2 separate regions of the Mus musculus genome follow, and region 1 is linked to region 2. A link is a loop called in an ENCODE intact Hi-C map of the cell type or tissue named here. Cell type or tissue: left cerebral cortex. All regions are shown on one strand. Links, peaks and the distances in the headings refer to the core of each region. The heading gives the core; the rest is flanking DNA. Region 1 holds the start of Klk15 (kallikrein related-peptidase 15). Region 2 holds the start of Klk1b5 (kallikrein 1-related peptidase b5).

Evidence for each region. Hi-C counts contacts between places; a loop is a spot of excess contacts. Peaks named below come from ENCODE experiments on the same cell type or tissue, not always from the same donor. Only the 100,000 strongest peaks of a DNase experiment are listed, where the experiment ranks them.
Region 1: it touches region 2 in a loop (4-fold over the local background); 3 of 42 quality-filtered maps call a loop at or near these places.

The regions. Positions count from the first base shown.
Region 1 is chr7:43,926,151-43,937,181 of GRCm38, reverse strand. Klk15 (kallikrein related-peptidase 15) reads right to left here and starts at 5,507. Exons shown (of 6, transcript NM_174865.2): 1 at 5,461-5,507; 2 at 3,372-3,439. The coding sequence starts at 3,411. In left cerebral cortex, for the core only: a CTCF peak has its summit at 8,460 (motif pointing left); a DNase peak (open chromatin) is centred at 8,421.
Region 2 is chr7:44,212,612-44,223,642 of GRCm38, reverse strand. Klk1b5 (kallikrein 1-related peptidase b5) reads right to left here and starts at 7,169. Exons shown (of 5, transcript NM_008456.4): 1 at 7,097-7,169; 2 at 5,032-5,191; 3 at 3,747-4,033; 4 at 3,516-3,652; 5 at 2,940-3,144. The coding sequence starts at 7,142. The coding sequence ends at 2,989. It also overlaps Gm10109. In left cerebral cortex, for the core only: no CTCF peak of the experiment used is centred there; a DNase peak (open chromatin) is centred at 6,138.

The DNA.
Region 1 (11,031 bases), core at 1,610-9,609, 290 kb after region 2:
TTAGAGTTCCCAGCATCAACTTGAAACGCTAACTCCAGGGAATGGATTTGACACTTTCTTTTGGCCTTCAGGAACACCTACAAACACACATTCGCACGCACCGGTGCGCCCCCCCCCCCCACGCATGCATGCGCTCCTGTGCACACACACAATTAAAAAGGAATAAATATTTAAAACAAAGAAAAATAAGAAGTGTCAGAGGAAGACACCGATGCTATCGCCTGGTTTCCACCCACACGGCACAAGTGAGTCTCTCTCTCTCTCTCTCTCTCTCTCTCTCTCTCTCTCGCGCACACACACACACACACACACACACACACACACACTCCCATTTGTCTTGAAGTTTGTATTCTGGTTTTGACAATTGTTGCCTGTACTTGCCGCAGGAGGCCTTGACGCCTGGGTTTGCATGTGCGCATGCGCGTTTGCATGTGCACATATGCGCATGGAAGTCAGAGGACAATCTCCAGTGCCATGAGCACCTCGAGTACTGAGACTAGATTACTCTCACTGAACCAGGGCTCACTGACTGTGCTAGGCTGGCGGGCCAGTGAGCCTCAGGAACTCACTGTGTCTGCCCCCGCCATCCGGTGCTTCATTACGTATGGCTTATGACATATTCTGGGGATTAAACTCAGATCCGCAAACCTGTACAGTAACCTGCTCACTGACTGAACTGCCTCCCCAGCCAGACTTGGGACTCTTGATGCTTGTTTTTCTCAATTGTAAAAGATGGGGAGGGCCATGAAAATAAGAAGGGGTCCACGGGTGTCTGTGTGTGTGGTGAATTGTGCCTGGCACATTGTAACTACTGTGACATTATGAATTGATTTTTTTCATTCAGTATTTTGAGGCAAAGTCTCACTGGGTTGCACAGCTTGGCTTAAAACTTGTAGTGTAACCGGGGTGGTCTGAACGGTATTCAGTCTCCCAGGTTCTGGGATTACATTTGTTACTTTAAACAAAGGGCACCTATTTATTTATGGGGGTGTCCGTGTGGATGTTCAGGTTGGTGATGGCAGGTGTGATTAAAGTATGACAGACATCTGCGCAGATCTAGTTACAACAGCCAACATCAAACCGCAATTTAAAGGCTGGGGACATGACTCATTTGGTAAAGTCCTTGCCTTGCCAGCATGAGGCCACATTTTCAGTCCCAAGCACCCCAGTAAAAAGTCAGGCATGGTGGCGCACGCTTATAGCTTCATAAGCTCCAGTGCCTGCAGTCAATCAGATCCCTGGAGCTCTCTGGCCAGACAGCCTGGCCTAACCAGTGAGCACTGGGCTACTGACGAACTCTGTCAAAAAAACTAAGGTGGGCCTGGAGAGATGGCTCTCTGGTTAAGAGCAGGAGCTGCTGCTATTGCAGAGGATTCAGTACCCACATGGTGGCTCGTGACTATCTGTAATTCCAGTTCCAGGGAATCTGATGACCTCTTCTTACCTCCGAGGGCATCAGGCACACACACAAAGTGCATACACATGAATGCAGACAAAATACTCCTACACATAAAATAATAAAATAAAACAAGGCAGAGAGTGCCTGGCATGCATGTGCACATACTGGGTATATATACATGTGCATACAATGAAAAAAATGTGTTTCACCCACAAGCCATTTTATAGAACTCAGGGACCCAGATACTTATCCAGAGGGTGAATACTCAGATATGGACAGTTCTCCACCAGCTCAGATCCTATCAGATACAAAGCTGAGATTTCAAGATCAAAGACACCAAGCTGGAGAGCACAGAATGGGAAGACAGGGCCACTAATGTCTAAGGATACTCTTTGAAGTTCACAAGGTGTGGAGGGGGATCTTGCTTATGTCTCTGGACAGCAAGCACACACAGACACACAGACACACACAGACATACACGAGAGAGAGAGAGAGAGAGAGAGAGAGAGAGAGAGAGAGAGAGAGAGAGAATATAACATAATCAGGACATTTGAGGCCATAATTTCTTTTACTGAGCAATGTGCTTGCCCCACTCCTCCAAGGTCAAGATCATGACAGATACCTACTCCTGGGCTGGACTGTTACAACCAAGCCAACTGTCTACACTCTGCCTTCTGCCCTCCAAGGTCAGGAATAGGGCCAAAGGGCCTGGGAGGCTGTGAGAACGTAGATGTGGCAGTCAAGGTGCTTAACAGAGGAAGGGTGAGGTCACCCTGTGGAGGAGGGCAGTGGCTGAACAGGTGGGCATCCAGCTGCACCCGGCTAGTCCCAGCTGGAGGAGGGTGGAGGCTCTGGCTGGGTGCAGCAGGCAGCTGAAGCACAGCCCAGGGAGAGCCCAGGGGGAGGCTTGCCCTCCCTGGGCAGAGGTCATGTGGGCAACAGGAGGATCGTTAATGGACACCCCTCCAATTTTCTCCAGGGCAGAAAGCATAAGGTTACAGTGAAAATTTCCACAAGAGGTTTGGTAGAGGTTGGTCTGGACTTGGCCTGTCACCCAGGGTGACCTTGGTTTAGTGGCCATCCCTGAGTCCAACCCGCTCCCCCATAAACGAAGGCAGTAGTGGTTGTCCTTCCACTGTATGGGTCCCGAACTCCATTATTCAGGCCTGACAGCAAGTACCATCTGTATCATCTCAAAAGTTATGACCTTGTTTTGGGAGACAGGTTTTCTCACTAAACATAGAGCTTGTAGATTGACTGGTCTGGATAGCCAGCAAGCCCCAGGGATTCCCCTGTCTCCACCTCCAAGCTCTGGGATTTTACAGGCATGCTGCCGGGCTTTTCAAGTGGGTACTGGGGATCTAAACGCAGACACTCACTTTATCCACTGGGCCATTTCCCCAAGCCCTCAGCCTCACGTGGTCGCTATGTGGAAATGCCGTGCACCTGCCTGGAGTGTCCAGATTGTCCCATTATGCTCACACACCTCCTAGAGCACCACGCTGGATTCTTAGGGAGGACACTTGCCTCCATCCTATGGCTGGGAAACCAGACTTGTAGTGTTGATGAACTGGCAGCCACGGTATTCAAACCTAGATTCTGGGCTCTTGGTGTCTCAACCATCCTGATTTCTTGTCCCATGTATCACCTATGTGATGTTATTGGGACTTCACCATGACTGTCCTGGGTATAAAGCACTTGAGGCTCAGGGAGGTCAAAGAGTTTCCCCAAGGTTACATGGCAAGAAAGATCATCCTTGGAACTCAGGTTCAAGGGCTCAGGTGGCCCAGAACTTCTGGTGACTCAGGATTGAGGATCAGAGACATTTAGCTGGTGGCTCAGGTAGAAATGGGCATAGGGTTATAAGGGGTCTGTGGGTGCAGTATGGGTTAGCAGGTCCTAAGGTGCAGATACTCTGGGGGAAGGAGCACCCTATTTGATCAGACCAGTACCTGACTTTGGTGCCCCTCACCTGCAGACACCAGCAAGACGAAAGCAAGGAGAAGCCACATTGCAGAAGAAGGTCCGGGTCTTAGAGATCTGAGGGTCGGGGATGACAAAAACTGGGGTAAGTCTAGATCCATCTGTCCCTGTCTCCCTTCTGTAGACAGAAGTGCATCTCTGGTGTGGGACACACTTTTCTTCTGTCTTTTGTGACAGTGTTTTCCTATATGTCCCAGGCTGGCCTCAAACTCAAGCTCCTCCAGCCTCAGCCTCCTGACTGTTGAGAGGACCAGAATGATGTTAGACTAAGAGGCCTGCCTTCCATCTCCTGTAGCCTCCACCTGTGTCCTCTCCTGCCTTCCATCTCCTGTAGCCTCCACCTGTGTCCTCTCCTGCCTTCCATCTCCTGTAGCCTCCACCTGTGTCCTCTCCTGCCTTCCATCTCCTGTAGCCTCCACCTGTGTCCTCTCCTGCCTTCCATCTCCTGTAGCCTCCACCTGTGTCCTCTCCTGCCTTCCGTCTCCTGTAGCCTCCACCTGTGTCCTCTCCTGCCTTCCATCTCCTGTAGCCTCCACCTGTGTCCTCTCCTGCCTTCCATCTCCTGTAGCCTCCACCTGTGTCCTCTCCTGCCTTCCATCTCCTGTAGCCTCCACCTGTGTCCTCTCCTGCTCCCTATCCCTGGAGGGGCCTCTGTTCCTTTTGGCATTGGCAGACCCCAGCATTATTCAATAGCCACCTGGGTCTCTCTCTCTCTCATCCCCGTGGCCCTGGGTCAGGACTCTATCCAGCCTCTCATGGGGACAGACTCCTGGGTCCCCTTTAGTCTAGCACTCCTGTACACAAAGCCCTAGAGAGCTTACCTCCCTCCTTCCCTTCCTTCTTTCTTTCCTCTCTCCTTCCTCTTGGGTACAGGGGTCAGGGTAGGGTGCTGACCTAAGCAGCTGGATAACTGCACTGAGCCATACCCCTCCTCCCTTATTTGATGGAGTCTAGAAATGCCCTCTACCACCAAGCTACATCCCCAGCCCTCTTTTTGCTATTCACTGTGAGACAGAATCTCACTAAGTTACCCAGGCTAGCCTTGAACTCTCCACCTTCATGCCTTAGTCTCTCAGGTGTCGGATGACAGGCTTTCACTACCACATCTGGCTTCTACAGCAGAGCTGAGGACTCCTTTCTCCTGCTCACAGCTTCCCATGGACCTCTAATAGTTCTTAAATAAAGTCCCATATGCTCAGCAGTACTTAGAAAGGCTGAAATGCCTCCTCCCCTTCCAGCCTGCCCAGCTGGGTCTCTGTGACCTTGCCCTAGGCGTAGCCAGTGCTGGAATTCGGCCTGCAGTTTTACACCCAGACATTGCTCAGCTTGTCCCTTGTCTTGACCTTCTCTGACCCCCTCCCTCCCCAGACTCTCTGTGGTATCTCCTAATCAGACTGAGAACTCCTAAGCAGACCCCACCGGACTGACCCTGGATTCCCAGGTGTTAGAGTTAAACACCCAGTGTTAGGGTCTGGTCCACGGAGAAACCTCAGGAAATTTGGGGGAGTGAATTCTAGTCCTTCTCATCTTGCTATTCTCTCTTCCACCTCAGTCTGAAAGACCTGGGAAGCCTTGGAAGAGCAAGACATGGCAATCCAGAGGCAATGTCATTAAGATTCCATGGCCCCTGTCCTGCCCCTGCATGGTAGCAGTGACCTGGCTGTTCACCACTCCTTATCCTCAAGGAGGATGGAGTCAGGTCAGACCCTCCTGTCCCCAGCTCTGGCCAGCTTGAAACCTGGCACTGGGGACACTTTAGGGAGGTTGTTCTGAACTGACTTGACCAGTGATAAGTGCTGGCCATGTTCTTGGCTCTGTAACAAGTGTTTTCAGGGATGTCCTCCTGGTTCACCCTATTCCCTCCCCCCGCCCCCCTCAGCCTAGGCTCTTTCTAGAAGCTTCGAGACATTTTCTTGGTTCAAATTCAACTTGAAGCAACAGGAAAAGGACACAGAAGACCCAAATCCCTTGACAACTGGTCATTCAGGGTAGTATTTGCCTCCTGGACACCAACACATCTGCAGGGTCCCCCTCTCCAATCTCACCCACTTTCCCAAGTTCTCTCTCAAAGATCTCACCCCCTCCGGGTCCTCCAGTGACATCGGGGCAGCTGGGATGCCGGAAGGGGAGCAGACACTGAAAGCCTGCTTTTATAAGCTCCTAGCCCAGCCTGGGTCTCGGGGTGGGGCTGGGTAGAGTGGAGAGAGAGGCAGTGGAGGGCCAGGTTTACAGGCTGGACGCCATGGTGACTGGTGGGATGGGAGACGAGGTTCCTATAATGAGCGTTTATTAGTCTGAAGCCGTTGTCTGAGTCTGCAAGGAGAAATTCCACCCAGGGGCAGTTCCCTCGGAGGGAGGGGACAGGAGGGCAAGAGCAGAAGCTGGGATGGCAGTGCAGTGCAGAGACAGAAATTCTGGGTAGCACTGGAAGCTGATTTTTAAGGTCATGCTTCTTGGACCCCAGAGAGACTTTTAGAGCTTTGGTCTTTTTGTTGTTTTGAGACAGGCTCTTGCGTAAGTGGTTCAGGCTAATCTGACTTTAGACTTGAGATCCTTCTGCCTCAGCCTCCCAAAGGCTGGGATGACAGGTGTGGGCCACCATACCATCTTGAATCTGGACTTATGTTAGCATATGGACTGGGAAGGTCTCGGATCTGGTTGTCATGACCTGAAGTCTAGAGTGTGAGTTTAAATCTTTCTGTTTTGTTTTGTCTTGTTTTCGAGACAGGGTTTCTCTGTGTAGCCCTGGCTACCCTAGAATTCACTCTGTAGACCAGGCTGGCCTCAGACTCAGAGATCTGCCTGCCTCTGCCTCCCAAGAGTGGGGATCAAAGGTGTGAACCACCACCGCCTGGTTAATTAATTTTAGATTTATTCATCAAAATATATTAAATTTTCACACACACGCACATGTGCATGCATAAGCCAGATATCAACTCTGGGTGTCTCCCAGAAATGACTTAGGGAGTTTTGAAAAATTTTTCTAATTTTTTATGTGTATGCTTACATGTGTGGGCTTGTGTGCAGGTGCTCCTGGAGGCAGAGGCATCGAATGCCGCAGGAACCAGAGTTACAGAAGTTTGGTTGTGCTGCTTGCTACCTGACATGGGTGTTGGGAACGAGACTTAGGTTCCCTGGAAGAGCAACCTGTATTCTTAATGCTGAGCCATCTCTCCAGCCCCTCTACCGTGTCTTTTGAGCAGAGTCTCTCAGTGAGACTTGGAGCTTCCTGATAGACCCAGGCTAACTGGTCACCCAGCTCCAGAGACCCACCTGTCCCCATCTTCCCAGTGCTGGATGACAAGCTCTCGTTGGTTTTCTGTGTAGGTCCTGAGTATTGAACTCAGGTCCTCAGGCTTGCATGCCAAGTACTTTGTTAACTGAACCATGTTGTGATAGAGAGTTTACTTTTGAAATCTGAGGTTCAATGCCTGAAGTAATCCACAGCCTGGGCTCAGAACTGTGAATAGCTTTTGAGATCTCAGGCTTGTATTTTGCATTTTTTTCCTTCTTCTGATGTCATTTCCATGTCTTCTTCTTCTTCCTCCCCCTCCTCCCTCCCCTCCCTCTTTCTCTCCTCCCCGCCTCTTGATTCCATCATAGCATCACAGAAAACAGATATGATGGTGCAAGTCTGCAATTCTAGCCCTTGAGGGAGTGAGGCAGGATGATCAGGAGTTCATAATATGCTTGCCTACACAAGTGAGTTTGAGGCTAGCTTGGGATACTGATTGCTTCAAATAACAACAGCAAAACAAAATAAAACAAAGCACACCCCCAAAAAACCCAAAACCCCAAAGAACAAATCCTGTATGATCCAGGCCCAGTATCACAAGCCTGTATACTGTAATGCCAGCACTTAGGAAGTAGGGACGGGAAGGAATGGAAGGTTTGGGGCCAGCCTGGGCTGTTCAGCCTGAGGAATGGTGAAATACTATCTTAACAGACAGACAAAAGAGTCTGGACTCAAGACAGCTTGGCTTCTGACTCTGGATCTCTGCAGTATTGGCTGTGCAGCATCTCAGCATGCACTGAACAACTAGGTTACGGGGTCTTAGTTTTTTGGATTCTGAGGTGGTCCTGAGATCTGGAACTTGGCCTCTAGGCTCTGTATTGGGACCAGGAGTCATCACAGAGATGACCCAAGGCTTCTGGTATTTGTGGCTGGCTCCTGGTGTCTCAGAACCCCCAGAGGGCCTTGAGCAATTGCCTAGAACCTCGATAATGAGAAGGTCCCTCGAGCAGGAGGGACTGAGCTGAGGTCACAAAGCCAAGCATGACACCAGTTACAAGCTCTGTCCCTCCCTAGGTCTGGGAAGCTGTTGACGTTCTGGGACAAACCTGAACAGCTGGCTCAATTCCCCCTGGAGATGCAGGACACACACATCTTTAGAACATTGACTTTCAGATTTTAGGATGTTTTGTCTGTGTCCACAGAAACCCGGGAACTCAAGGTGTAGAACTGTCTGGAATCACAGGTCTCCAGGCACTCTGGAGCTTCAGATCACCCAACCCCCACCCCCATTTCCGGTCTCCATCCTAGACCTACAGACACTGTGGACCCCCAAGGCTAAGCCGTTCTAGAAGTCTCTCAAGTCCACTTGTCTCCTTGCCACGTTCCGCGTTGCCTAGCTTCACGCTGAGATGAGCTTCAGCCGGGCCATTTTTCTGTGGGACTCAGGCTGCTGCCCGATGCTGTCTGTCCTCAGATTACTGTGTCCTCTTGTGTGATGGTTCCTGGGCTTCATCCTTTAATCCAGCAAAATTGAAGCTCAGATTGGGAGTGGCCAAAGCTATGCAGAAGGCCAAGGAGAGGGGGGTCTAGAGTTCCTCTCCCCAGCTTCCAGCCAGCTCCTCGGAACACCCTGTGGCCAGGGGAAGGGGGTGCTAACTGGGGTTATACTGAGGGCTCCGGGTGGGTCTGGGGAAGGAGCTGGAACTAAACTTTCCAGTATGACACATGTTACTGTGAGCCGCCCAGGCTCCAAGCCTCTAAGACACACAAAAGGACAACCTAGGATCTCTCACACCCTGCCAAGTACTGTCTGGGGTGTGGGCTTTGGGAGTATCTGTCCTGCCCCCTAGCGGTGACTTCATCTGCATGTCCTCCTGCCAGCCCCAGGCTGGTTGCAACTCTCCTCTTGGGTATCATGGCAGACCCAGAAGTCTTTGAGCCTCCACCAAGCCTGCGTGTGTTGTTCTTCCTCCTCCCCTGCTCCCCCTCTGCAGTCTCCCCTGCCTCCTCTTCCTCCTTTTCTCCTTTCCACCCCACCTCCTCCATCTCCCAGTTTTCTTTATATTTCTCCTTTCCTGCCTCCATCTTCCTCCTCTCTACCCTTCCCCTTGTCTTCCTCTGCCTGCTCCTCTTCTCCCCCTTCCATTTGCCCCCTCTTTCCTCCTCTTCTTGTTCTTTCTTTCCCTTTAACCTCTCGAGAAGTCTTTCCTCGATCAGCTCCCATGGCTCACGTATGTAAAGCTCAGGCCGCCCTTCAAACACTAACGTTTAGCCTTCGGCAGCCACCTGCTTCCTGGTTCTCCCTTCCCTGATGTCTCCAGGAGCCTGGCTCATTTCTCCCGCTGAAACTCTCTTCTAGCTTGCCCAGCATCTACCCTCTGTCCTCGCCGTTACTTAGTCTGGAGCCTGGAGTGAGCCTACTAACATATCAACCTGCTGGTTGTCAGGTTCTCCTGGTACCTCTCAGTTCGGGCCTGCTACAGGATCCTCAAAGCTGGGGTACCCTGCTCTTTCCCCAACTGTTATTCCCTAAACAATATCAGCCATTCTGGCTACCCATTTTGGCCCACTTGGCCTTTTGGTCTCTTGGCTTCTTGGCTCCTGGCTCCCCCCACGTGACCCGGCTCAGTCTGCCCTCTCTGGACCCTTGGGTTCTCCCTCGTGCCTACAATAAGCCTTCTCCTCACCACACCTCGGAACAGTCATGTCGTCCTTCTATTTCTGTTCTTCATTCACTAACCTCTTCCCTCTTGCGGTTCACCCACCCCAGCCGTTTCCTGCTCGCCTCTCCAGGTCCTCACATTTCTGCCCTCTCCTCTGGCTTCAGCTCACATTCTAATCTTTACTGCTCTGTCACCTCACCCTCCTCCCTGTCTTCTCACCTGCAGTCTGCCCACTCCGTCCACCACCACTTGGTCTCCACAGCGTCCCAGGCTCACAGCCCTTCTGTGATGTTTCTATCATTCTTGAACAAGGGCCCTGTCTTAGTCTGGAGGTGCAGGCTTTTGAGGTGTCTTTGCTTGAGACAGTGCTTGTGAGTCCTGGTGCTGGGGACAGCAGATGTCTGACGTGAAGGAACCTGACCTCCCAAGCCCCATCCTTCGCCTGTTCAGTCACAGATGCCTTCAGAGACTCAAATTGGATTCACAGAGCCTGGCCCAGACACCATTCTATTAACTTAGTTATTTTCTAGTATCAGCAGTGTGTGTGTTTGTGTGTGTGTGTGTGTGTGTGTGTGTGTGTGTGTGTACTGCAGGATATTTGCTCACATTATGAACTTGAACATTGTATTAGTTACTGAAAAGCCCTGTTTCTAGTTGTGGTGTGGCTCAGCCCTCTGGCTGGAATATAGACAAGTCCTTACTACAAACTTTTAATCCCAAACAATGAAGGTCAAGTTTGTTTGTAGAAGGAAGCATACATGTTTGAAAGGATGTTTAATTGCGTGGTAGACAAAGTGACAAATCAGATAAAGATCTGACAGAATAGGATATGTCCAACTCTCATGAGGAGAGAGGGAAGGAAAGCTACTTAAGAGAGTGGGGAGGGGGAGAAGGCCAGATTAAATCAGTTAGTGTGGAGAGGAATTTTGAGCCAGAAGAGCTGTGTTGAACCAGCCAATCAAAGCTCAAAAAGAACTAAGAAGGGTGAGCGTTTTCAGCAGGAAGTCTCACATAAAATCAGGCTAAGGGTTAAAAACCAGCTAACGGGATTCAGGCCCTGGCTCTGGAGCAAGGTGGGCTGAGTTTACATCCTGACCAGACACACGATGCTTCATGTCTTTGGACACATCACTTAGCCTTTCTGTGCTGTGTTTTCCTCATTTATGAGGGAGGGGCATAAGTCCTCTCTACAGCAGTGTTGGTGGCTGGGGTCCCCGCTGGCTGGGGGTCAGTGTTGAGCTACAGTATCTGGGCACAAAACTCATGGGAGTAGACGGAGTCAGTGGAAGAAGACATTTTATTTTGTTTTTTGATTCTTACTTTCTTTTTGTTTTTTCGCACAAGGTTTCTCTGTGTATCCCTGGCTGTCCTGGAACTCAGTCTGTAGACCAGGCTGGCCTCGAACTCAGAAATCTACCTGCCTCTACTTCTTCCCAAGTGCTGGGATTAAAGATGTGCACTGCCATCCCTGGCTGTTTCTTTTTAATCTGGTACGCATGACATCCTTTTCTGCATCCCTAAAGCTCCTCAACCACAACCCTGTTTACGGTTGAGGAACTTGAGGCATGGGAGAGGTGGGTGAGTGTGGAAGGTCCCAGTGGGAAACAGCACCACAGAGCAAAGAACAGGGTTTTCCCAAGTCCTCATTGCCCAGGGTGTTGTGCTGTGAAAAGTGGAAGGTCGGTTTTGTACTTAGAGGGACTAGCCACTAGGTGGCACCAGGGTGTGTCCACAGGAAGTCTTTTCCTCTA
Region 2 (11,031 bases), core at 1,940-9,939:
TTCCTGGCAACTTTGTTGGTGTTCAGCATGGTGGATGGGTAGATGATCTATATGCATGGTCCGTAAACTGGTTTCATCGGCCTCTGGATTGACTGCAGGAGGCATAAGTGTGCCAATGTGGGACAATTCACTGGTCAGTGTATACATAGACTGGGGGGTCCTTGTACTGGGTGGTAGAGGTGATTGTGGGGTAGGGCCAGTGGCACTCTCCCAGGAGTCTCTTTGGGAGTGTAGGTTAAAGCTCACAGTGTCCATTATTGTTGGTGGTAACTCTATGAGTGGCTGTAGAGTTATTTTTGAATTTCTAAGTAGTGATTTTGGTAATAGAGGTGATATTTTTTTCTTTTTTGTTTTTGTTTTTTTGTGGGGGAGGGTGTTGCTGAAGGCAGAACCCAGAGCCTTACACACACAGGCCACAGGGTCTCTATCACTAAGCCACACCCCCAGAAGAACCTCATTGGAGGATTGTAGGCAGGTGCTCTACCTCTGAACCATTTCCTGCCCCTCCTTGTGGGATGGATTCTAGACAGGTGCTGAGGTATATTCCATTCCTCTGCCTTGTTTGTGACAGGTCTATGTAGCCCAGGCTGACCTCCAGCTCAATGTGTATCTGTGGACAACCATGATTTTCTGATCCTCCTCCCAAGTGCAGGGATCACAGGCATGTGCTGCAGACTCAGCTCAGCACAGTGCTGAGGATGAAATGCAGGATGCTCACAGCTAGGCAAGCATTCTGCCAACTAAGACACAACACCAGGACCCCTCGACTGCCTTTACCTTGTGTTTGGAAACAGATAAGATCCATGTGTCTCTAAATTGTTCAGGCAGGACATGAAAATGCACTCCTCCCCAGCTGCTGGAGTACCTAGGTTGGGCTCCTCATGGTGTGAGAAGAAGAAGAGATAGAGGAAGAGAGAGGGAGAGAGAGTGATAGACGAGAGAGCAAGAGATAGAGAGAAAGGGAGACAGAGAGGGGGGGATATTGGGGTAACTCTAGTTATCTCTCTGACTCTCCTCCCCAGTTTACATTCACATGAGCAAGGGCTTCGTATTTCTGGCCCTGGCACTATGCCTCATCCTCCTGCCCACCATGTTCCTCTCCTTTCGACCCGTCTGCTGCAGCCTGAACAAGATAGACTTCATCTTCAGTTTCCTCAGCATTGTTATCGGTAAGTGTTGGCAAGGACAGGGGTGACTGGGGATCGTCCACCCAACCCCAGAGCCTCCTCCTACCCAGAGGTGTGCCTAGATTTCTAGTTCTGCTGCTCCTAGGGAGAGGGGTGTCTCTGTGTCTCTCTTGAGCTTTCTCTGTATCCCAGGCTGACTTGGTCTCACTCTGTAGTCCATGCTGGCTTTGAATATGGCATTCTCTTGCCTCAGCATCATAAGTAGCTGGGATTAAAAGCTTATGCTCACTATTGTGACTGATGGCCATGTCTCACAGTTTCCCTTCCTCTCTGAGTGTGTATCCATTTGTCCTGTGTGTGTGTGTGTGTGTATGTATGTGTATACACACGTGTGTCTAATTGTAGCAGGTCAGGGAGTTTCTCTCTTTCTCTCTCCTTTTGGGGGTTGTGGTGTTCCCTGTCTAGCCTTCTGTCCTTCTCTGGCCCCACCCCAGTGCAGGACTCCTGATTCTCCTCAGCCTGACTTTCTTTGTGGTCAACTGCAATAGGCTGCGCCCGAGGCCACAGGTATCCTACCATCTGGCCTTCTACCTGTGCTGTTGTGCCATGGTCTTGATGCTGTGGGCCGGTGAGGGCGGGGCCTCGGATGGAGGGGCGGTGCCTGGGCTTGGCAGGGGCGGAGCCCAGGAAAGGGGATCAGTTTCTAGGGCTGAGTTAGGGCTTGGGGTGGGGCTCTGAGTCCAGTGCTCAAGGGTTCCCTTGTCACAGGAACTTTGTCCTTCCTCAACCAGGTGCGGATGTGGAGCTACAGTTTGCCTACCATGGAGCAGAGGCTCAGCTACTTCCGTTGGGCCTCGAGACACCACTCATTGCATTTGCAGCAGCAGACCATTTTGGACAGGAACTTGGAGCCTGTCCAGAAGCTGTCTGATAGAACCAGCTTTGTGAACTATCATGGGGCTCTCCAACAGAGGGACACTGCAACTTCTCAGGACACTGATGAGTCTCCGCAGCCAGATGCCTCCACCTCTGTCCCTGTGGCTCAGTTTTCATCAGACCTCCCTTGAGGTGCCATATTTCCCCTGAGAGCAGGTTGCACCCTCGGGACAGGGGTGGCAAGCCCTGCTCCCCGCGGTAGGTCCTACTCCTTGCTGCCTGAGTCTTGGTAGGGACTCTTCTCTGGAAGTCCTCCAATACTCTCAGCTGTGGCTGTGTCCCTCTGACCAGACTATGGTTTGTGGTCCTGAGCAGTGGGAGTAGTGTGGCCCTTTTCAGAAAATGAGCAATGTTCCTGCCCCCCCTTAGACATGACATGTTCCATAGTCACTCTTTATCTTTTGGTCCAGCCATACCAGAGACATCCCCTTCAGGGGCCCTAGGTCTGCAGCCTAGCCTTGGGGCCAGAACCTGCCCTTCTGTGGACAGACTCCTTCCCAGGAAGTCAAGCTTTAATTAACATATCACCCCTGCCCAACTCAATTAAACTTGGTCCACAGTCCAAATTCTCAGTGTCTGACTGTTTATCATCTCTTCTGCTTCCAACGTAGGGTCAGGCCTAGCTGGATTCAGTCATTCTGATCTTTCTGGCCTTTTCCTGTGTGATCTGAACATTTTCCTTGCCAGAGGAGACTCAAGTGGCATCCCTGACATGGTCTGAGCCTTTTGTCTGCATTTGTCTCAACCCCACCTCTGTAGCCAACAGTACATGTACTCCTGTCCCTTGCTGATCAACTTTGGAAGTCCTAACCTTAGCTGAGTGAACCATGACAGGGTACTGCACACCAGAAGACCAGAGAATGTCAGAACTTGAACTCATTTGCTGCATGGTGGGCTTTATTGAGAACATGGGACAATGTGATATTCAGGCATTTTTAGCTATAGTGTCTTTTATCCAAGAGTTAAACTTAATAAGTTTGGTGTAGATACCTGGCACATTGGGTTTACCGCAAGGGCTAGGGCCCCATGATGTGATACCGTGGAGAACACCATCACAGATCAGTGGGCCTCCTGAGTCACCCTGAAAGAGGACAGGTACAGGAGTAAGAAAGGACCTGGCGGTTGGATTCTACTTGACAACCTGGAACTGACTACCAGGGGAGGAATACAGGGTCTCTAAGAGGCAGCTCTGACCAGTAGGTGAGGGAATCCAGCTCTTAGGAGGCCATCTGTTCCAGGGACATGTGGTTGGGGTGAGGGGTGGATGGGACAGTCCCCTAAGCCAAGTCACCGAGGAGAAATAGTACCAGCTACAGGATCCTCCCGTCCCATGGCACATCCAATCCATTGGGAAGGATGTAACATGCTTGCCTAGTCAGGGTGTGGAAGTAGGAACCAAGGACCTCAATTCTCTTTCAGCCCTTTACCTCACTGCAAGAAGGGGCTTCTCACCATACAAGTGTCTTTGCCTCCATCCATATCTCCTGCACACAACATAACATCTGTCACCTTCTCTATGTGGGCTTTGACACAGTCCTCATTAGGCAGGAGCTTGAAGTTCACACACTGGAGATCATCTGCGGGTTCGTCTATGAATCAGGAGGCAAGAGTGTGGTGAGCAGAGGTCAACTCAGTCTCCTCTGCCCCTCACGGCCACCCCTCTGTTGCTTGGAGAAGACCCACATATGACGGGTGTAATGCTGCCCCAGCCTGAGGCTAGGCATGTGCTCCCCAGCTTGGGCTCCTCAGTGGGCAGGTCGATGGGCTTCACAACATCTGTGATGTCAGCAGGCTTTTTGAGGCGGAGCAGCATCAGGTCATTGCTGTAGTCGTCCTCAGGTTGTGGGGTGTGCTCATTCAGGAGGCTCATGTTGAAGTCAGGGTGAGGGATGGCTTTGCTGACAAGCCGGTGTTGGGCAGAGGGTTCATCCTCAAAAAAGTTGTTTTTGCCCAGCCAAACCTGGTACTTGCTGGGGGCAATGGAAGGCGATAGAGCGAGTGAAAGGAGGCAACCAGGGAGATTGGGGAGAGTCAGGGGGAGAGTGTGGGAAGGGAGGGAGGGAAGAAGAAGAAGAAGAAGAAGAAGAAGAAGAAGAAGAGGAGGAGGAGGAGGAGGAGGAGGAGGAAGAGGAGGAGGAGGAGGAGGAGAGAGAGAGAAACACAGACAGAAAGACACACAGACACATATACTCATAGAAACAGAGACAGAAACACACACACAGATTCAAACAGAAAGGCACACACACACACACACACACACACACACACACACACACACACACACACACAGTCAGAGAGGCAGAAAGAGACAGAGACAGGAACAGAAGACAAAGGAAGAGGGGGCAGGGAGGAGCAGTAGGCCTGAGAGCTGCTCAGGTGCAGCTAGGACAGGGCTGAACTACCCCAGCAGGTAAGGCCTGGCCTGCAGCCCAAGGTCTGAGCCCTCCCCTCCCTCCCCAACATCCAGTACTCTCTGTACTCAGTTACCTCACCCAGCTCCAGTTCTGACCAGCCCTTCTCTGTGTGTCCTAGAGTGGACAGAAGGTCCTAAAGGCAGAGCTGCTCTGAGGAGAGTGAGGACTTCTCTCACACTCTACCCTCAGGGACAGCACGTTCTATCCTCAGGGAGCCTTTGGGCCTGGTCCCCACTATGGTCAGTAGTGATAAAAGAGAACACATGAGACCCAGACCCAGACAGGGCTTTGCCGAGTCCTGAGGGGGAGACACACAGTGACAGATGACCACAGAGACACTCAGATGTGAATACAGACAGGAGATAGACAGACAACAAGACAGAAAAGAAAGAAACAGTACTCAGACCCCAGTCTGGAGGGAGGAGTAAAGAGAGACCCAGGAGGTCATGGATAGTTTCAGCCAGTCCCACCTGCCTGCCCTTCAGTACCCCAGCCTGTCCTGGAGTCATGTTCTCTGGCTGCCACCCTGCTTTCCTGTTTCCACCCTTACTCACTCATTATGGCAGTGGGCAGCAGTGAGAACCCAGTTGGCGTTCAGCAGGACTCCCCCGCATTGATATTTGGTGAAGCGGTACACAGCCACTTGCCAGGGTTGGGAGTTCTTCTCACAGTTAAATCCTCCAAAAATTCGAGACTGGACAGGAGGTGCAGCATCTGCAGTAAGGGCAATGGGGGAGGAGAGGATTGGCACAGATATGGAGGTGAACTGCTGCGGGACTTGTTTAAGCAGGTCTGGGATCAGGGGACATGGTCAGGAGATCTGGGGAAGGGACCCATATATGGCTGGTCCTGGTTAGGGAGATCTATGCTGTGGGTACAGAAAGAACTCTTGAAGCAGGTATCAGGTATAGTGTCAGGCCACTTTATAGTTTTGGGCTAACGGATGTCAAGGCAACCAGAAAGAGAGAGTGGGGGGGGGGGGAATTCCTGTTCACTTTTATTCCAGGGAGAGTGATATTAGGGTTCATGAGTCTTTGGGCTTTAGAATCTCCAAGGCTTGAGAAGTGGGGGTTGTGCTGGGTTTTTGGAGCTCTGGAAAGGCCAAAGTCTTAGAAAACTAGATCTGAATGAATAAATAAATACAGGAAAGGGAGCTTGGGGTTTCCTGGATTGGGCATAAAGTGGCAGTGGGATGGGAGAGCCTGAGGGGTTCCAGATCAAAGAGGCAGAGTCAAGTCTATGGCGTGGGCACCTATTAGGGTCTGTGGTGGAGATGACATCTAAGAGGGATGGGGCTCCCTAAGAAAGGAGGTTGAGATGGGACAAGCAGTGAGAGAAGGAAATTCTGGGGGTCTCTGAGGAAAAGGCTCTGCTTCCTGTAGAGGTGGGCAAATCATCTGGGTATTGGAGAGGCTCAGGGTTCTCTTGGAGGCAACACCAGGACAGGAGTGGAAACAGTTAGATCAAGTCAGGCCACTGTGAGGCAGAGAGGAGGACCCAGCTGATGTGAGGTACTAGGGTTAGGCATTGGGGTCTTTGGGGTGTCCTGCACAGAGTGGGAACTAGAGATATGCTGTGGGGCTCCAGCGAGATGAGATAGGAGTCTGTGGCTCAGGGAAGGAGGCATGAGGGGGAAGAGGGTGCCAAAGTACCGCATTTGGAAACAGAAAATCTTGGCAAACCATGCATAGCTGCACTTCTCTGTAATCCCAGTACACAGCAGGCTGAGGTAGAAGGATTGCCATGGATTGAAGACAAGCCTGAGCTACATCATGAGACACTAACTCAGAACTTATTCCCAAGAGCTGGGCTGGAGATGGCTTGGTTGCTAAAGAATTGGCCATGCAAGCCTTAGTACCAGTCCTGAACCATCCAGACCAAAAGGAAAAAGTCAGGTCTGAGGCTGTATGCCTGTAAATCCAGATCTGGGTAGATGGAAACAGGAGGATTCCCCTGAGGCTTCCTGGACAGTCATCTTAGCCAACAGGAACTCTCCATTTAGAGAGAGACCCAGCTATGGCATTTACCACCTGACTCTTCCTCCAAAACCCAGACTAAATCAAAAAGCCAGCGAGAAGTGACATGGGTATTTTCCCCACACCAGAAAGGGGGGTGGGACCCATTTGAGCTTATAACCTAATTTGAGAAGTGAAAATTTGGTAGAAACTGAGCAACTTGAATAGATGGGGGACCACTTGTCAGCATGTGGAGAACACAGCTGAAGGCTGTTAGCTGCTGCAACTGCCTAAGGTGCTACTGTGGAATCTAGGCAAGCCCCTGACTCAGGGGTTGGGCTATTAGGCTCTAGAAAAAAACAATGAACTTGAGGGACATGCCAGGACCTAAGGTTGGTAAGAGGGTGGGTTCCTTAGAAAGACTGAAGAAGCCCAGAGATGGTCAGATATCTAAGGTAGAGGAGAAAGTTCTTGAAAGTGGGAGTGGACAGGGGCCTGTCCTGGGAGCAAGGACTGTGAGGGGCCTGGCACTGTGCAGGGTAGAGAAGGAGGAGCAGGTGGTGCTCATGATGTAGCTGGGATGAGGAGAGAGGGGAAAGGGATGGCCAGGGACAAAGGCAGCAGGAGAGTCAGGGCTGTGATCCCTCCCTTTCCCTCATCTCACCAATCCCTCCTAGGGACAGGGCTAGGAACAGGATCAGGAACCACATGGTGACAGCTGTCCAGGAGCTGCAGGCTGTGAGCTTGGAGCTGTTGAGGCTCCTCAGGGAGACTTTAAAAACCCTCATTCTCTCCCACAGCCCCTCCCCTGTCCTGTTGCCGCTCAGATGCTGACCAAAGCTCTGTCCTTTCTGACAGAGTTATACTTCCTTCTTGCACCCTCCTGGCTGTGGGAGAGGAGGCCCTGTTGCACCTGCTGTGCAGTAGTCCCTAGGTCACCCTGGACACCTTCCCAGGGATGAGATTAGGTGGGGCAGGTCCTGCTGTTTCTGGAGCTGTTTGAGTTCCGGGGACCTTAGCCAGAGGGCAAGGTCAGGGGCAATGGTGAGTTGGTGTTAAAGGAGGATGGAGGAGCAAGTGACTCCCAACCCCCAGTTCTAAGAAAGTTCCTGTACCTCAAGTCCAAGATTATCCCCAGAAAGTTGCACTGAGAACAAATTCTTTGCACTAGTGATAGCCAAGAGGGCTGCAAGCTCCCTGCAGATACAAATCCTTTTTTTTAAATAATGCCAAAATGCTTCCTTTTTGGACTTGGAACTCTGGATCACTGATTTTATTGTTCCTATGAGTAGTTTGGGAGCTGGGTGTAGTGGTGCAAATCTTCAGTACCAGCAAGCTGAAGCCAGAGCCAGGTGGATCTGTGTGATTTTAGGCTCTAGTATTCTGGGATGTAGACCAACCTAGTCTACATAGTGACTTTCAAGACAGCAGGGTAATATATAGTGCTATCTCCAAACAAACCGATAAAATAAAGTGAATAAAAGTTATGGTGCACATTACCATGGTCTATTGACACTTTGGTTCAAGAATATGGGAACTCAGGTTATTCCAGGGGGAGTGTCACCCACCCTGAACAGTGTTGGGATAACAATGACCTTTCTCTTCCTCATTTCCTAGATCCTGAGCTACATTTTGAGGTTAGCCAAGCCTGGGCCATGTGAGACCCTTTCTCAAGAAACAGCAACCAGAAAATGTCCTTCCCTCCAGGAGCCTCATTGAGGGTTCAGCTTGGCAGCTGCATATTTTGGTGCACACCTTTGATCCCAGAACTTAGCAGTCAGGGGCTGGTGGATCTTGGTGAGGTCCAGGTTAGACTGTGCACATAGTGTACTCAGGCCAGTGAAACTACACAGGGAGACTTTGTCTCAAACGTTAAAACATCAAGAAGTCAGTATGGGTTCTGGTACAGAGAAGGGGAAATAAATACCGAGCCTTTGACACCTACTTACTGTTGCAGGTTTCAGACCCATCCCCTCTCGTTGAGCCTCTAGACTATTTCAGCTCTCATGGCAGTTAGCACATTTGACCTGGGTGTATTCATGCGAGCCCTGTAAGCTCCAAGAAGACCAGGCTAGTCCTAATCCAGGGTAAGTGAGGAGCTGGTGATCAATTGGCAACCAAGTTCTCTTCTGAGTCCTAAGTTTCTGTGCACAAGTTTTCCTGAAAACTTCACGGTTCTTTGCTCTAACAGAGAAGAGAGGAAGCACGCATTCATCCACTCATGAGTACATTCATGCACTTGATCTTTCTGTATGTGTTCACGCATACATAATCATGCTGGAGTTTGAGATAGGTGTACTGCTCCGAAAGAGTCCAGTGCATGAGAATAGAAAGAGATGAAGTGGTGCTGGAGATGAGCTCCAAACAGCATCCACAGGGAACTGGTTGTAGACGAGAGGGGGAAAAGCAAAGAAGGAAGAGGAGGGAGGTTTTTATGTATCCAGAGAGAGTGGAGAAAAGATCCAAATCTCCAGAACTTTCTCACTCCCCAGCTGAACTGCTCTGTTCCTGGGAGGAGGACCGAAAGTTGGTCCTACCTGGCTGGTCCCTCATCTCCATCTTCCTGGCTACTTTGTTGGTGTTCAACGTGGTAGATGGGCGGATGGCCTATGTGCATGGTCCGTAAACTGGCTTCATCGGCCTCTGGATTGACTGCAGGGGGCATAAGTGTGCCAACATGGAACAATTCACTGGTCAGTGTATACATAGACTGGGGGGGGGGTTCCCATTGGGTGCTAGAGGTGACTGTGGCACACTGGCCCTCTCACAGTAGTCTTTCTGGGGGAGTAGGTTAGGGCTCACAGTAGGTGCATCATTGATGGTGGGTAATTCTATGAGTGGCAATAGAGTTATTTTTCAATTTCCAGGTAGTGATTTTGGTAATGTGAGTGAAGGTGATTTTTTTTTTCTTTTTCTTTTTTTTTCGGGGGTTAGTGAGTCACTGAAGCTAGAACCCAGAGCCTTACACACACAGGCTACAGGGTCTCTATCACTAAGGTACACCCCCAGAAGAACCTCATTGGAGGACTCTATGCAGGTGCTGTACCTCTGAACCATGTCCTGCCCCTCATTGTGGGATGGATTCTAGACAGCCATATTCCCTTCCTCTGCCTTGTTTGTGACAGGTCTATGTAACCCAGGCTGACCTCCAGCTCAATGTGTATCTGTGGACAACCATAATTTTCTGATCCTCCTCCCAAGTGCAGGGATCACAGCACGTGCTGCAGACTCAGCTCAGCACAGTGCTGAGGATGAAATGCAGGATGCTCACAGCTAGGCAAATATTCTGCCAACTAAGACACAACACCAAGACCCCTCTACTGCCTTTACCTTGTATTTGGAGACAGATAAGATCTGTGTGTCTCTAAACTGCTCATACAGGACATGAAAAGTCACTCTTCCCCAGCTGCTGGAGTACCTAGGTTGGGCTCCTCTTGGTATGAGTGAAAGGAGAGAGAGAGCTAGAGAGCGAGAGGGGTGAAGGGTGGGGTGGTGGGTAACTGCAGTAATCTTTCTGATTCTCCTCCCCAGTTTACCTTCACATAAACAAGTGCTTTATATTTCTGGCCCTGGAACTATACCTCATCCTCCTGCCCACCATGTTCTTCGCCTTTCGACCAGTCTGCTGCCGCCATCTTCAGTTTCCTTAGTATTGGAATCGGTAAGTTTTGGCAAGGACAGGGGTGACTGGGGATCCTCCACCCAACCCCAGAGCCTTCTTCTACCCAGAGGTATGGCTAGATTTCCAGTTCTGCTGCTCTGAGGGAAAGGGGTGTCTGTGTGTCTTTCTTGGGTTTTCTCTGTAGCTCAGGCTGGCTGTGGACTCACTCTGTAGTCCATGTTGGCTTTGAATATGGCATTCTCTTGCCTCAGCATCATAAGTAGCTGGGATTAAAAGCTTATGCCCACTATTTATGACTGATGGCTTTGTCTCCCAGTTTCTAATCCCCTCTGAGTTTGTATCCCGTTGTCTTGTCTGTGAGTGTGTGTGTGTGTGTGTGTGTGTGTGTGTGTGTGTGAGTTTGTGTGTATGTGTATACACACATGTGTGTATTTGTGGCAAGTCAGGCAAGTTGTATCTGTCTCTCTTTTGGGGGTGGTGGTGTTCCCTGTCTAGCCTTCTGTCCTTCTCTGGCCCCACCCCAGTACAGGGCTCCTGCTTCTCCTCAACCTGACTCTGTTTGTGGTCAACTACAATAGGTTGTGCCCGAGGCCACAGGTATCCTACTAGCTGGCCTTTTCCCTGTGCTGGTGTGCCAGTGTCTTGATCTGGGGGCCGGTGAGGGCAATGCTTTGGATGGAAGGGTGGGGTCTGTGCAGGGCAGTGTTGGAGCCCACAAAAGGACATTAACCTCCAAAGCCCAGTTGGGGTTTGGGGTGGTGGTGAATCGAGTTTCCATGGGGTCCCTCTCGACAGGAACTTTGTCATTCCTCAACCAAGTACAGTTGTGGAGCTGCCCTAAGCCTTTCATAGAGCGGAGGCTCAGCTACGTACTTCAGGCCTTGAGACACCACTCATTGCAGTTGCAGCAGCAGTCCATTTTAGACAAAACTCGGAGCCTGTCCAGAAGTTGTCTGCTGTAAGCAGCATTGTGAACT